Regions from separate parts of the Homo sapiens genome. Here regions 2 and 3 are each linked to region 1. The links are chromatin loops, found by intact Hi-C in ENCODE. Cell type or tissue: Caco-2. All regions are shown on one strand. Links, peaks and the distances in the headings refer to the core of each region. The heading gives the core; the rest is flanking DNA.

Region 1 (4,667 bases), core at 1,162-3,661:
AAAACCAAATGAGATTTATCCCAGGAATGGTAGGTTGGGTGAACGTTCAAAAATTGATCAGTGAAATTTGGTATGTTAACAGAATATATGATCACCTCAATAAATGCAGGAAAAAACATTTGAAAAATTCAACACCCATGCATTATAAAAACTCAGCAAACTAGGAATAAAAGAGAACTTCATCAATCTGATAAAAGGTATCTAAGAAAAATTTACAGCTACCATATTATTTAAAGTGATTATTATTACATTGATGATTTCCCCACTGAAATTAGCAATAAAGTAATGGTGTCAACTGTCACCACTTTTATTCTATTTTCTATAGGAGGCTCTAGGAGGTACCATAATAAAGAAAGGAGGCAAAAAGCATGAAGACCGGAAAGAAAGAAGTAAAACTGGCTGGGCATGGTGGCTCATGTCTGTAATCCCAGCACTTTGAGAGGCCGAGATGGGCGATCGCTTGAGTTCAGGAGTTTGAGACCAGCCTGGGCATCAGGGCGAAACCCCATCTCTACAAAAAAATACAAAAATTAGCTGGGTGTAGTGGTGTGCACCTGTGGTCCTAGCTACTCAGGAGGCTGCAGTGGAAGGATCCTTGAGCCTGGGAGGTGGAGGCTGCAGCAGCCTGGTTGACAAAAGTGAGACCCTGTCTCAAAAAGAAAAACTATAATGAAAGGAAATAAAAGGCATAAAGATTGGAAAGGAAGAAGTTAAAGTATGTATTCACAAATGACATCATTATTTATCTAGAAAACTTAGAGGAATTTACAGAACAATTACTAGAACAAATAAGTGAAGTTAGCAATGTTGCATGTTTTAAGGTCAAAAAACAAAAATCACTTGTATTTCTTTTTTTGTGTGTGTGTGTGAGATGGAGTCTCACTCTGTCGCCCAGGCTGGAGTGCAGTGGTGCAATCTCGGCTCACCACACCCTCCGCTTCCTGGGTTCAAGCGATTCTCCTGCCTCAGCCTCCCGAGTAGATGGGATTACAGGCGCCCACCACCACGCCCGGCTATTTTTTGTATTTTTAGTAGAGATGAGGTTTCACCATGTTGGCCAGGCTGGTCTCGAACTCCTGACCTCAGGTGATCCACCCACCTCAGCCTCCCAAAGTGCTGGGATTACAGGTGTGAGCCACCACACCCAGCCAATCATTTGTATTTCTATACCGTAGCAACAGACAATTTGAAAATGAAATCTTAAAAACAATTCCATTGACAGTAGCATCAAATAACATAAAATAGTTCAGAATAGCCAGGTGTGATGGCCCGTGCCTGTAGTCCCAGCTACTCTGGATGGCTGAGGTAGGAGGATTGCTTGAGTCCAGGTGGATCCCTTGAGCCCAAGAGTTCAAGGCTGTAGCACACTATAATTGTGCCTGTGAATAGCCACTGCACTCCAGCTTGGGCAACATAGTGAGACTCCGTCTGTAAAATAAAATGAAACAAAACTAAAATACTGCTGAGAGAAATTATAGACCTAAGTAAATGAAAAGGCATACCATGCTTATGGATTAGAAGACTCAATATTGTTAAGATGTCACTTCTCCCCAAGTTTATCTGTAGGTTCAATGCAATCTTGATCAAAATCCCCATAAACTTTTTTTGGGGGAAGGAAGGGGTAATTGACAAGTTGATTCTTATTTCATATGGAAATGCACAGGGATTCAAGGTTGCAGTGACCCCTGTTTGCACCACTGCACTCCAGCCTGGGAGACAGAGTGAGACCTTGTCTCAAAAAAGAAATTAAAAAAAAAAAAAAAAAAGGAATGCAAAGAATCTCAAATAGCTAATATCTTCACAGTGAAAAACAAATTTGGAGAACTTAGTAGTACTTGATTTTGAGACTTAGTTGAAATCTAAAGTAACCTAGAGACAATGGTATTGTCAAAGTAGTAGGAAGTAGAATATAACAAGAGTCAGAAATAGACACATATACATTCAATGGACTTGGTTTTTTTACAAAGGTCCCAAGGCTATCCAATGCCAAAAGGAAAAGTTTTCAACAAACGGTGCTGAAACAATTAGAAATATGGAAAAAGTGAACCTGGACCCCCCATCTCACGCCACAACAAAATTATTTTGAGATAGTAATAGACCCAGAAGTAAAGGCTAAAAATATAAATCTAAAAGGAAACAATATTTTCATGACCTTGGGGTAGGCAAAGATTTATTAAAGAGGACACAAAAAACAACAAACAGAAGAAAAACCTGAAAATTGCATCAATATAAGTGTCTGCTCCTCAAAAGACACCTTTAAGAAAATGAAATGGTAAGCCACAGACTGGAAGAAGATATTTCGAATACATATATTTAACAATTTTGTATCCTGAATAAATAACTCCTGTAAATCCATAAACCAAAAAACTCCAAAGTCAGGCAAAAGATTGGAGCAGATGCTTCACAAAAGATATATGAATGACCCAGTAAGCACATGCAAATGTGCCCACCATTAATTATATGGGAAATTAAAATTAAAACCACAATAATATACCATTTCACACCGACCAAGATGGAAGTTAAAATTAAAAAAAAAAAAGAAAGGCTGACCAATGTGTCTATCTACTGGAGCTCTCCTACTGCGGGTGGGAATGTAAACTGGATGTAATCAGTCATTTTGGACAACAGGTGGCGGTTTCCTATAAAGCTAAACATAGACTTACCCTGGCACCCAGCCGACGTGGGAGAACTGGGTACACAGGTGTACACTTTACAAAACTCATCGAATTGCACACTCAGATTGTGTGCATTTTACTGTGTCTAAACGTTAGCGCTATAAAAGCAAAACAAAATATAAGATCATAAAAATAAAAGCAATTCCTAGGGGTCCTCTCCGTTCCCGGGCTTCCTCGGTGCGGAGGGAAACGAAACTAGCCCGAGGCAAAACAGCCTCCGCGAACCCCGCCCGCCGCTAGTTGCACTTTCGATTTTCCCTTTAGTTATTAAAGTTCCTATGCAGCTCCGCCTCGCGTCCGGCCTCATTTCCTCGGAAAATCCCTGCTTTCCCCGCTCGCCACGCCCTCCTCCTACCCGGCTTTAAAGCTAGTGAGGCACAGCCTGCGGGGAACGTAGCTAGCTGCAAGCAGAGGCCGGCATGACCACCGAGCAGCGACGCAGCCTGCAAGCCTTCCAGGATTATATCCGGAAGACCCTGGACCCTACCTACATCCTGAGCTACATGGCCCCCTGGTTTAGGGAGGGTGAGTGTCTCCAGCGGCGCCTTCTCGGCGGAAAACAATTGAGGACTTGTTTTTCTCTTGCTTCGTTCCCTTCTTTTAATCAATGCAGAGAGCCTGCCAGACTCCCCAGGTTTGTGGTAAGATCTCCGCAGCATTTTAGGCTAGAGGTTGCCAGAGTTTGAGGAGCCCTCGGAGGCCTAGGTGGGGAAACTGAGTTCCAGCGAGGTGAAGTGACTTGCTTAAGGGTGCTCATCTATTTAGGTTCAAAGCTGGGGAAGAAATTTTGTTTCATTTATTTTCACTAATATTAAAGTCTACTGTGTGCTTGGCTGGGTACTGACAGAGATTGAGAAATAAGATAAGGGCTCTTCCTTAGTATACATTACAGTCCAAGGGATGGGACACAAAGGGCAGATAATTACAGTACTGAGCACAAAGTGCGGTCTGAGCTTAAAGGAAGTTGATGCTTACTCTGCCGAATCTTATTTGCACGCCTAAAGAAGTGGAAGCTGGAGAGGAGCCGGACTTTTCCAGACCGAATAGCTTTAGGCTTTAATACAGGTGTTTCCATCTAACTTCGGAGACAGGTGATCCTGGGTAATGACCATTTTGTAAATTTGTATCGAATTACTTTGTGCTGGAGATGAGCAGAGGCTTCTGGGAAAGAGGTGAAAGGAGGTGGTACTTAAAAGATATCGATGAGGCCGGGCGTGGTCCCTCACGCTGTAATCCCAGCTGTAGAGCACCCGATGCTGTTGCTGTTCGGGGTGCCACTATGTAACCCGCACGGACCTAGGGGACTGAACAAAGAGGGGCGAACGCGGGAATAAAAGACAAGAGACAAAAGAGTATATCTGGAAGAAGGGGTCAGGGGGCACCTTGCCTCTAGTGGACAAGGGCCCTGAGCTTTACACAGCCCTTCTTATTAGGCAAAAGAGATAGCGAGAAGGGGAGGTGCTTGTTGGCTGGCTGCTTGATTCACAGCAGGCTTGCAAGACTGCATTCTTTGAACAATAGGTGCTAGATTTCTCAATAAATAATTTCAAGGAGCCTGGCGCCAGGGAGTGAGGCGCTCAGCAAACCATTTGGTGGCAAGGCAGTGTGAGTTTGCCCAGGTGCTGCATTCATGATAAACAGTTTGCTGTTTGATCATATAGCCTCCAGCGGAATGCTGAGTTGGTCACATCCCAAGGGCCTTCGGCTCCCTGCAGCCAGCACTTTGGGAGGCCTAGGCGGGTGGATCACAAGGTCAGGAGTTCGAGACCAGCTTGGCCAATATGGTGAAACCCCGTCTCTACCGAAAAATACAAAATTAGCCAGGCGTAGTGGTGCACTCCTGTAGTCCCAGCTACTCAGGAGGCTGAGGAATGAAAATCGCTTGAACCAGGGAGGCAGAGGTTATGGTGAGATCGCACCACTGCACTCAGCCTGGGTGACATCGTGAGACTCTTGTCTCCAAAAAAAAAAAAAAAAAAAAAAAAAAAACCG
Region 2 (4,667 bases), core at 891-3,390, 150 kb after region 1:
AGATGAGGAAACTGAGATTCAGAGTAGTTACACAGAATGCTTCAGTCATGAAACTTAAAGGGTGATCCTGGGGTTTTAGAGAAGGCTGGCCTCACTCCATAGCTTGTGCTTTTAAGCATTATGCAACAAAATCATCAGATACCCTGAAGCTGTAAATTATTTGTTCTTTGCAGAAGAGGGACTTAAATGTTCTAGAGAAAAGATTTGTTCTATCACCATATAGGCTGGAATTCCTTATTCACGTATTTCCAGGGCTTGTTCTCCCTGATGATAGCACAGAGATCCCTGCTGCAGCCATGTAATGTAGGGACACCTGGGTAAAGAGAGTCCTCATTCTGGGGGATGGAGGTGTTGGAAATCAGGGGCAGCTTGAGTATGAATTCCAGGATTGGTACATAATTCCTAGGTGTCTAGTACCATCTTTCACATGTGTTAATTTGCTGGATACTTTTTGAGTACTTTGTGTTATATATTTTTCAGAAGGGAGAGGGAAGTACTCTGCAGGATTGGTCCTTTAAATTATTTAGGTATACACAAAATAAAACATTTTTTTCAAGAAAATAATTTGGTAATGTTGACAAATGAGAGTAAAAATAAAAATTTGTCACTAATTTGACTCATTTCTAATTCCAGTTTATGATGAGATTACTTCCACATGTCAGTTTAAGTGCTTTTTAAATTTTCTTCTTGAGACAGGATTTTTCTCTGTTGCCCAGGCTGGAGTGCAGTGGCAGGATCACGGCTCAATGCAGCCTCGACCTCCTGGGCTCAAGCAATCCTCCTACCTCAGCCTCCTGAGTAGCTGGGACCAAAGGTGTGTGCCACCACACTCAGCTAATTTTAAAATTTTTTATAGAGGTGGGATCTCCTCATGTTGCCCAGGCTGGTCTCAAACTTCTGAGCTCAAGCAATCCTCCTGCCTCGACCTCCCAAAGTGCTGGGATTACAGGTGTGAACCACTGTGCCTGGCTCTAAGTGCTTTTTAAAATGGAAAATCCTCTTTCCCTCCTCCCTTGCCCCATCCTTGGTGGGAGGAAACAGCAAACATTTCGTCTGTTCCAAGTTCATCCTTCAAAGTACCATGCAGATTAACTTAACCAGATGATGGTGAGCTACTGCCCTCTGTTGATGAGTGTGTGGTAAACACATTGTCAAACAGAAAAAGCTGAGAGGATGGTTAGCATTAAGAGAAAAAACAATTGGGCGACAGAGTGAGAACTTGTCTCAAAGAGAGACGGAGAATAAGTATTAAGAAGACATAAATGGATTAAGAAAGCTACCTTTTGTTCCTTAATTTCACATTTACTGACTGTCCTAGAAGTTAGAGAGCAGAAACTTAATCAGTCCACAAACTGGCTCTGCTAAGAGCTTGGTGTGATGAGTCCAAAAATGACTATGATTAATTCTTACTCTGAGGGACCTGAGAACTTATTGTTTTATTATTTTCCCACAGCTTTACTGATATTATTTTAATGTTTGCCCACGATAGTACAGCATTCATCTTTCACATATCAAAATCTAATGTTAATTGTTATTTTTTATCTTTTTTTCCCCAGATAATTCCAGGTTCTTACAACCTTCTAACTTCATGTACCCTCCTTTTGATTTCTATGCCATTGTTATCTTGTATTTTATAGTCACACATTGTAACTCTTGAAGGCATTATTATTTCTGTTTATAGGGTCAATATTTGTTTAGATTCAAGCATACTTTTACCATTTTTGTTGACTGCTTCTTAGTAGTTCCTCTCCTCCCTTCTCCCATACTTGGTGGGAGGAAACGACAACAGACGACACAGAAAGATACATTTGTCTGTTACAAGTCCATCCTTGAAAGTACCATGCAGGCTAACTAAACCAATGATGGTGAGCTACTGCCCTCTGTTGATGAGTATGTGGCAAACACATTGCTAGCCGTAAAAAGCTGAGAGGATGGTTAGCATTAGGAGAATCAATAATTGGGTGACAGAGAGTGAGACCTTGTCTCAAGAAAAGACAGAATAAGTATTAAGAAGAAAACATTTTCTACTGGTGATAAATATTCTCAGGCTTCATTTGTTGTGAAATGTCTTTATTTTACTGTCTTTATTTTTTATTTATTTATTTTTGAGACGAGTCTCGCTCTGTTGCCCAGGCAAAAGAGTGCAATCTGGGCTAACTGCAACCTCTGCCTCTGGGTTCAAGTGATTCTCGTGCCTCAGCCTCCCGAGTAGCTGGGACCATCGGCGCCCACCACCATGCCCAACTAATTTTTGTATTTTTAGTGGAGACGGGGTTTCACCGTGTTGGCCAGGCTGTCTCGAACTCCTGACCTCAGGTGATCCACCTGCCTCGGCCTCCCAAAGTGCTAGGGCCCTCACTCTGTCACCCAGGCTGTAAGGCAGTGGCACGAACACAGTCCATTGCCACCTTGACTTCCCAGGGTCAGGCAATCCTTCCACCTCAGCCTCCTGAATAGCTGGGACTACAGGCATGCACTACCATGCCTGAATAATTTTTAATTTTTTTTATAGAGACAGGGTCTTACTATATTGTCCAGGCTGGTCTGGAACTCCTGAGCTCAAGCGATCCTCCGGCCTCAGCCTCCTAGAGTGCTGGGATTATAGGCATGAGCCACCGTGCCCAGCCTACTGTCTTTGTTGAATAACATTTTTTCTGGATATTAAATATTGGATTGGCAGTTATTTTTTTCCAGCATTTAAAAGTATCAGTCCAGGCCAGTCACGGTGGCTCATGTGTATAATCCCAGCACTTTGGGAAGCTGAGGTGGGAAGATCACTTGAGCCCAGGAGTTCCAGGCAAGCCTGGGCAACATGGTGAGACTCTATCTCTAAAAATTTTTTTTAAAAAATTAGCCAGGCGTGGTGGGATGTGCACAGTCTCAGCTACTCAGGAGGCTGAGGTGAGAGAATCTCTTGAACCTAGAAGATCGAGGCTGCAGTGATCCCTGTTCTTGCTTGCCACTTGCACTCCGCCTGAGTGACAGAATGAGACTCTACCTGAAAAAAACAACAACAAAAAAATCAAGCCATGTCTTCTGGCTTTGCTAGCTTTTGTTGGAAAGTTCATTGTCAGTCTAAATCTTCCTGTTCTCAAAGTAATGTTTCTTTTCTCTGGCTACTTTTACAATCTTCTATTGTCTTTTGTTTTCACCAGTTTGAGTTTTCTATACTTTTATTCTTTTCTGAGATTCATAGGACTTTCTGAATCTATAGCTTAATGTATTTCAGCATTGTTGCAAAAAAATTAATTATTGTCTTTTAAATGTTGCTTCTGTCCTATTCTCTGTCTCTTTTCCTTTTGGAATTATAATTTCACATATGTTAGACTGTCTTACTATAACCTTTATGTCTCCTATGTTTTCCATTCTTTAGTCTCTGTCATTCATTCTGGGTATTTCTTGTTGACATGTCTTTTTGTTACTATAAAAGCAGTGGATTCTCCAATCTCACTTTTCCTCATCTACAAAGCAGATTCACTATGCTAAGCATTCCATCTGGGCCCCTGCCTATTTCGTCTGTGGGATTTAGTGGCAAGGGGAACTAATGCAATCTTATTTTCATGCTACTTGTTACGCATGTAGTGAAGTACTTTATCTCTGACCCAAGAGCCTCATGTCTTCTGCCAACATCCATGAAGCAATAACAGGCTAAGTTACTAGCTTGTATATAGGGTAAAATCCCAGACCCTGACAGTTTGGGTGACAAGATAGGGTGCTGGCTGAGGTGTGCCTTTCTGGAAGACCCCATGGGCTGTGTTAGTAGGACCCAGTAGCAAATGCCCTCACCAAAGTGGGGAGCAAGGGGGAAAGTACATTTCTCTCACTCTCCTGCCTGTTAATGAATGTTTACAGGCTAAGCAAGAGGCAAGGTTGAAACAATCTTCCCAAATGGTACTTTGATTGTGCTCACTCTCCTCAGGAACAGGAAGAAGGGACTTTATATGACAATTAGGCCGCAAAAGTGGGGAAGCCAAAAGTGGCTGTATCTGATTGGTCAAGGAGTCCCCCCAAAGCTTAAATAATGATGTCATCTGTAAGTAGATACAGCTTCAGGTGGACCAAAGCCAGATGTTCACTTGAATGAGCCCAACCTGCTGGTAGCTGCTTGAAATGGAAAGCTGATGCAAACTGGCTTACTGGCCTGAAACTGCTCTTTCCCTCTGCACTTCCTGACCCTTCCTTTCCCCTGTACCCCAGCCTCAACTGCTTTAAGGAAAATGCTGAGTATGCGGGGGAACTGAAAGGAGGGGAGGAACTCAAATATTTTTAGCTCTGTTGAATATAGGTGCCCAAGTCATAATCCTTCCCAGTCTCATGAATGGAGAGGGTGCTGGGCACAAGGATATCTAAAGGTACTGAGGATTGTAGGGTGCAAGGGAATTTACCCTGAGCCTGGTTGGGAGAGACAAAGGATAAGAAAAGCCATCTTCTCCCCTCATCTGCATCCCCCTTCCAGCAGCTATTGTTACAGTCCTGTTATGCCTGTTAGACTTCTTGGTCCATATTTCTATAGGGCAGTGTTTTTCAACCAGGGTCATTTTGTCCTCTCCTCCCACCCAGGGGACATGTGACAATGTCTGGAGACTTTTTTTTTTTTTTTTTTTGAGACAGAGTTTCATTCTTGTCGCCCAGGCTGGAGTGCAATGGCACGATCTTGGCACACTGCA
Region 3 (4,667 bases), core at 891-3,390, 100 kb after region 1:
ACAGCTCCATGGATGTTATTGCCCCTGAAGACCTTCCAGTGGGACAGATGTGGAGGTAGAAGACAGTAATACTGACAATCCTGACCCGGTGTAGGCCTAAAGTGTGTGTTTATCTCTTAGGTTTTTTTTTTTTTTTTTTGAGACAGGGTCTTGCTGTCACCCAAACTGGAGTACAGTGGCGTGATCATAGCTCACTGCAACCTCAAACTCCTGGGCTCAAGCCATCCTGCAGCCTCAGCCTCCCGAGAAGCTGGGACTACAGGCATGCACCACCATGCCTGGCTAATTGTTTTACATTTTTTTTTTTTGTAGAAACAGGGGTCCCACTATGTTGCCCTGGCTAGTTTCAAACTCCTGGCTTGAAGCAATCCTCTTGCCCTGGCCTCCCAAAGCACTGATATTACAGGTGTGAGCTACTGGGTCCAGCCTGTCTTGGTTTTTAACAAAAAAGTTTAAAAAGTAAAAAAATAAAAACTTCAAAAATAGGAAAAAACTTATGAAATAAAGATATAAAGAAAATATTTTGGAACAGCTATACAATATGTTTGTTTTAAGCTAAGTGTTTTAAGAGTCAAGAGTTTCAATAAACTTAAAAGTTTGTAAAATAAAAGTAAGCTACGGTTTACATTATTGAAGAAAGAAACTTTTTTTTATTAAGTTAGTGTGGCCTAAGTGTCCAGTGTTTATAAAGTCAACAGTAGTGTGTGGTAATGTCCTAGGCCTTCACATTCACTCTCCACTCATTCACTGACTCAACCAAAGCAACTTCCAGTCCTGCAAACTCCATTCATGGTAGGTGCCCTAGAGGGCAAGAGGGCTCTCTTTAGATGGAATGTAAGGGTTTAAGTCTAACTACCAACTGATAAACGACTATGCAATTAGATATCATCAGATAATCTCACATCTGTTACAAGGTGACACAGCAAGATACATGAGGGATACAATTCAACAAAAGCAATGGTGCAAAAGAAAACTCTCCCTCACCCAAGCTGAGACAGATAAGGCATGACTCCGCTTTCTTGTAGGTAGTAGGTGACCACGCCACTCCCAGGAGACAGGCTAGTTTTGATGTAAGGCATCACGTTCAGGCCAGCATCCACAGCTTTCTTTGCTAACAATCCTGTGAAATGGTAAACACAGATGCAGTGTGGGAGGCTGCCTGCTCTAGGTGCCAGGCACACTTCAGAAAAGAGCCTGATTTTCTTCAGTCTGCATTTCCTGCCACCACCTGACCACGCTCCCTTCATGTTGGCGCTATCTGCTGTTTCTGCTGCCAAACAGAAATCTAAAGGCTCCCTGGCCAACGGTCATTTAGATATATGCAGTAAACTCAAAGCTAGGCAAGGAAATGAAGAAAGAGATTTGCTTACTTTTTTTTTAAAGAGATAAATGTAAAACCATTTAGGAATATATTACAAAATGAGTTTTTAATTTTTTTTTTAGAGGGAAAATCATCTTTCTAATTATGTTTTATTTGGATGAAAATCATCATTGAAGGAGCCCTTTCTGAAACTATATCAGCTGTGTGCTGGCTGGCAAGGAACGGTCAGCCAAGAAGTAAAAATCGAGTGTTCAGATATATCTTGAAGTGGAGGATCTGCTGGACTTTGGCAGATACAGAGACTGCTACTGGAACACTGGGTGCTCTGTCTTAGGAAGTATCACAGAAGTAGCAAAAACATGAGCAGTGGGGGTGGGGACATGAGGGGACAAAAAGCCACAGACAAGCTGGTAACTTGTCTACAGAAGACTGGTTTGCTCCAGACCAGACAAGGAAAGCTTAGGTGGCAATACACGGACTCAGGCAAAGAAGGCTTTCCTAATGCCCGTGTCTGCTTCATAGAAAGGAACTGCTGACACTGTCTGGTCTGTGGATGGATATAAGAGGAGCTTTGGGGATGACTAAAAACTTGGAAACTAAAGAGACCTTATAGTAGGGAAACCACATATGTAAATATTAACAACTCAACCAGAATTGCGAAACAGGCCAGTGGCCCCAGGTTTTATCAGCCAGTGCCCTGTGCCCTCACTGAGAAACACCTCCCAGCATTCACGTCAGAACTCAATCCTGCTGCTCAGGGGTTTCACGGAGAACAAAGTCTGTGGTAACACTTTATTTTTCTTCCAAAGTCTGACACAAGAATGTAGGCTTTCCCAGAAATCCAGCTTCCTTTGCTTTCCTCTACTTATTTTCTGTGTTAATTCTCAAGAGAGACTATTATGCAGTGTGCATTCGATTTTAAAAACTTTGCTTTGGATACTATTTATTGTGTAGATATTTATGGGCCAATAAATATCTGTATCTGGAAAAGACGAGGTTCAGGGAACTACATGTACAACTCCGCCAAGGCCCTGGGCCCTGTCTCGGGCTATTTCCACCTACACACATGTATGACCATGAGGATGGAGTCAAATGCACTTACCTGCCCCTAACATCACAGACGGATTACTGGTGTTTGTGCAGCTAGTAATGGCAGCAATGACCACAGAACCATGAGCAAGGGTGAATTCAGTGTTATCATAGATAAAGGTCTTATGGTCATTATGATGTTCAGGAGCAACTTGGAATCCTTTAAATCCTTGCTAAAGGAAGAAAAAATGTATATTATATAGGAATATATTTATATAAGATATACATGTATCTGGCTAGAGGAAAATACATACATATAGTCAACAGTTCTCACTTGAGAAGAAGGAATACTTTGGTAACTATAATTTTAAAGGCCAATTCTTAACAAAAGCATAAGTATCTCTGCAAGTAAACTCTGAAATGCTACAGAAAAATTACTCGTTTGAAATCTTTACAAAAAGCAGTCATGATATCTGAGTCTTACTCTGCACTGAAATTAGTAACAATTACTTCCTTCCCACCTCAAAAATGTAAATGCTAAAACTACAAATTTAAAGTTAGTCTAAATTGAACTCAATGACATTATTGTACAGTTTAATGGATATGGACTGATTAAGACTATGGATTCTAACCTTATGGAAATTTAGAAAAAGGCGCTATTTTGACCAGACTCAATTAATCATGATCAACAACGCAAACAAAGTACAGCTGAATATTTGGCATAATACTGGTGTCTCACAGATAAAATCCATCATACATCTTAATCATTCTTTTGGGAAATGTTCATTGAAAATCTACCGCATGTAAGATACTGTGCTAGGTACCTTGCGGGCTCCCAAGGTGATTCAGACACAAATCCTATTCTCACACGTACAGTCTAGCAACAGAAATCATACATGCAAATAAAGTACCAACAATGTAAGTTAAAGAATATGGAATGCTATCGAAGTATTTCAGCCCAAGCACCATGAAGTGTCCAATAAGGGAAAGGGGACTTTCTGCTATGAGATTCTGAGAACCCAATGCAGAGTAGCTGGTATCTGAACCAAGTCTTATGGAGTTCACAGAACAGAGTAATATGAGTTGGAGAAGAGACTTTCAGGCAGGGAGGGGCATGCACAAAGGTGCAACAGCTAGAAAACCTCGGGTGAGTAAACAGTGTGGTGAGGGTCCTGTGAAAAGCAGACATGCTTAAAAAGGTGGGTTGAGTTGTGTCTATGATGGCTCTTGCCGCTTGGCTCGTGACTAATGGAGGAAGTCATTAAGGACTTCAGAAGGAAGAATAAACACCCTCAAGCTTCAGGCTACAGGAAGATTCATGTCAAGTGGGATGAAAGCCTGGACGCTGAGTAACCAGGCAAGAGGTAGAGTTGAGAGGATTCAACCTCTTCCCGCAGGCCCCTACCTTGGCTCCAAGGCAGCTCTCAAAGTCCTTTTTCATGTCGGACACAGCAACTTTGTCCTGAGGCCTTTTGGGTCCACTACAGCAAGGCACTACTGTTTTCAAATCTAATTCCACAACCTGTTGACCCCAAAGAAAAGAAATTATAGAATTTACATTATACCCACAAAGAGGAAACCCAAAGCATGTCAGAGAATTTAAAACATGACAACCATAAAAATAAGCAAATAAACTACCACATTCCAAAACAAGGAAGCCAGTGTTTCTCTTAATCCTCTTAATTAATCTTAAGTGATTAATTTCCCAAGATCATCATGGGCACTTAAGTAGCAGGAGACAGGCAGGCAGCCTTGCCACCTCTCAGAAAGAACAGGGTGGGTGCTGCAGATGCTCAGTGTCCTCCACTCGCCCATCCTTGGAGGCAGCTCATCGCGTTTTATATGGCTAAGTTAGGCCGAAGGTGGGTTTTCTATTGAAATCATACATAAACCATTACACTTCTAAGGTGATTTCGGAGGGATGCAGCCGTTAAGTTATCAACACCAGGAAACGGGCCTTAGTCTAACTGAACATTTCCCCTCCTCAATGTATTAAGAAACCAAACATGGGTCGCAGGGCTAGTTTACCTTGTTGTCTAGAAAAACGTGGATTCAGTTTACTGACATGTTTGTACCTTCACTTCTTTCTAGGTCTGTAATAATGATGGTTTAGCCTTTAAACAGCTCTTGTTCCACTAGTGAAGTCTCTTTATTTTTCTTTATATTTCAATAGATTTTTGGGGAACAGGTGGTGTTTGGTTACATGAATAAGTTCTTTAGCGGTGATTTCTGAGGTTTTGGTGCATCCATCACCTGAGCAGTGTACACTGTACCCAAATTTGTAATCTTTTATCCTTCACCTCCCTCCCACCCTTTG

The links. Peaks named below come from ENCODE experiments on the same cell type or tissue, not always from the same donor. Only the 100,000 strongest peaks of a DNase experiment are listed, where the experiment ranks them.
Region 2: it touches region 1 in a loop (22-fold over the local background); 57 of 110 quality-filtered maps call a loop at or near these places.
Region 3: a loop joins it to region 1, with 6 times the contacts of the local background. A loop is called at or near these places in 14 of 110 quality-filtered maps.

The regions. Positions count from the first base shown.
Region 1 is chr9:32,524,594-32,529,260 of GRCh38, reverse strand. RIGI (RNA sensor RIG-I) reads left to right here and starts at 3,065. Exons shown (of 18, transcript NM_014314.4): 1 at 3,065-3,200. The coding sequence starts at 3,095. RefSeq lists an enhancer at 2,915-3,164. In Caco-2, for the core only: a CTCF peak has its summit at 2,677 (motif pointing right); DNase peaks (open chromatin) are centred at 2,650 and 2,980; H3K4me3 peaks cover 1,455 bases.
Region 2 is chr9:32,375,908-32,380,574 of GRCh38, reverse strand. No RefSeq gene overlaps it. Among named protein-coding and RNA genes, the nearest start is that of ACO1, 6.4 kb to the left of the region's middle. In Caco-2, for the core only: CTCF peaks have their summits at 1,125 (motif pointing left) and 1,869 (motif pointing left); DNase peaks (open chromatin) are centred at 1,094 and 1,864.
Region 3 is chr9:32,423,754-32,428,420 of GRCh38, reverse strand. It overlaps ACO1 (aconitase 1), which reads right to left. Exons shown (of 21, transcript NM_002197.3): 10 at 3,756-3,872; 11 at 2,424-2,583; 12 at 985-1,120. Among named protein-coding and RNA genes, the nearest start is that of ACO1, 41 kb to the right of the region's middle. In Caco-2, for the core only: no CTCF peak of the experiment used is centred there; DNase peaks (open chromatin) are centred at 1,050, 1,703 and 2,020.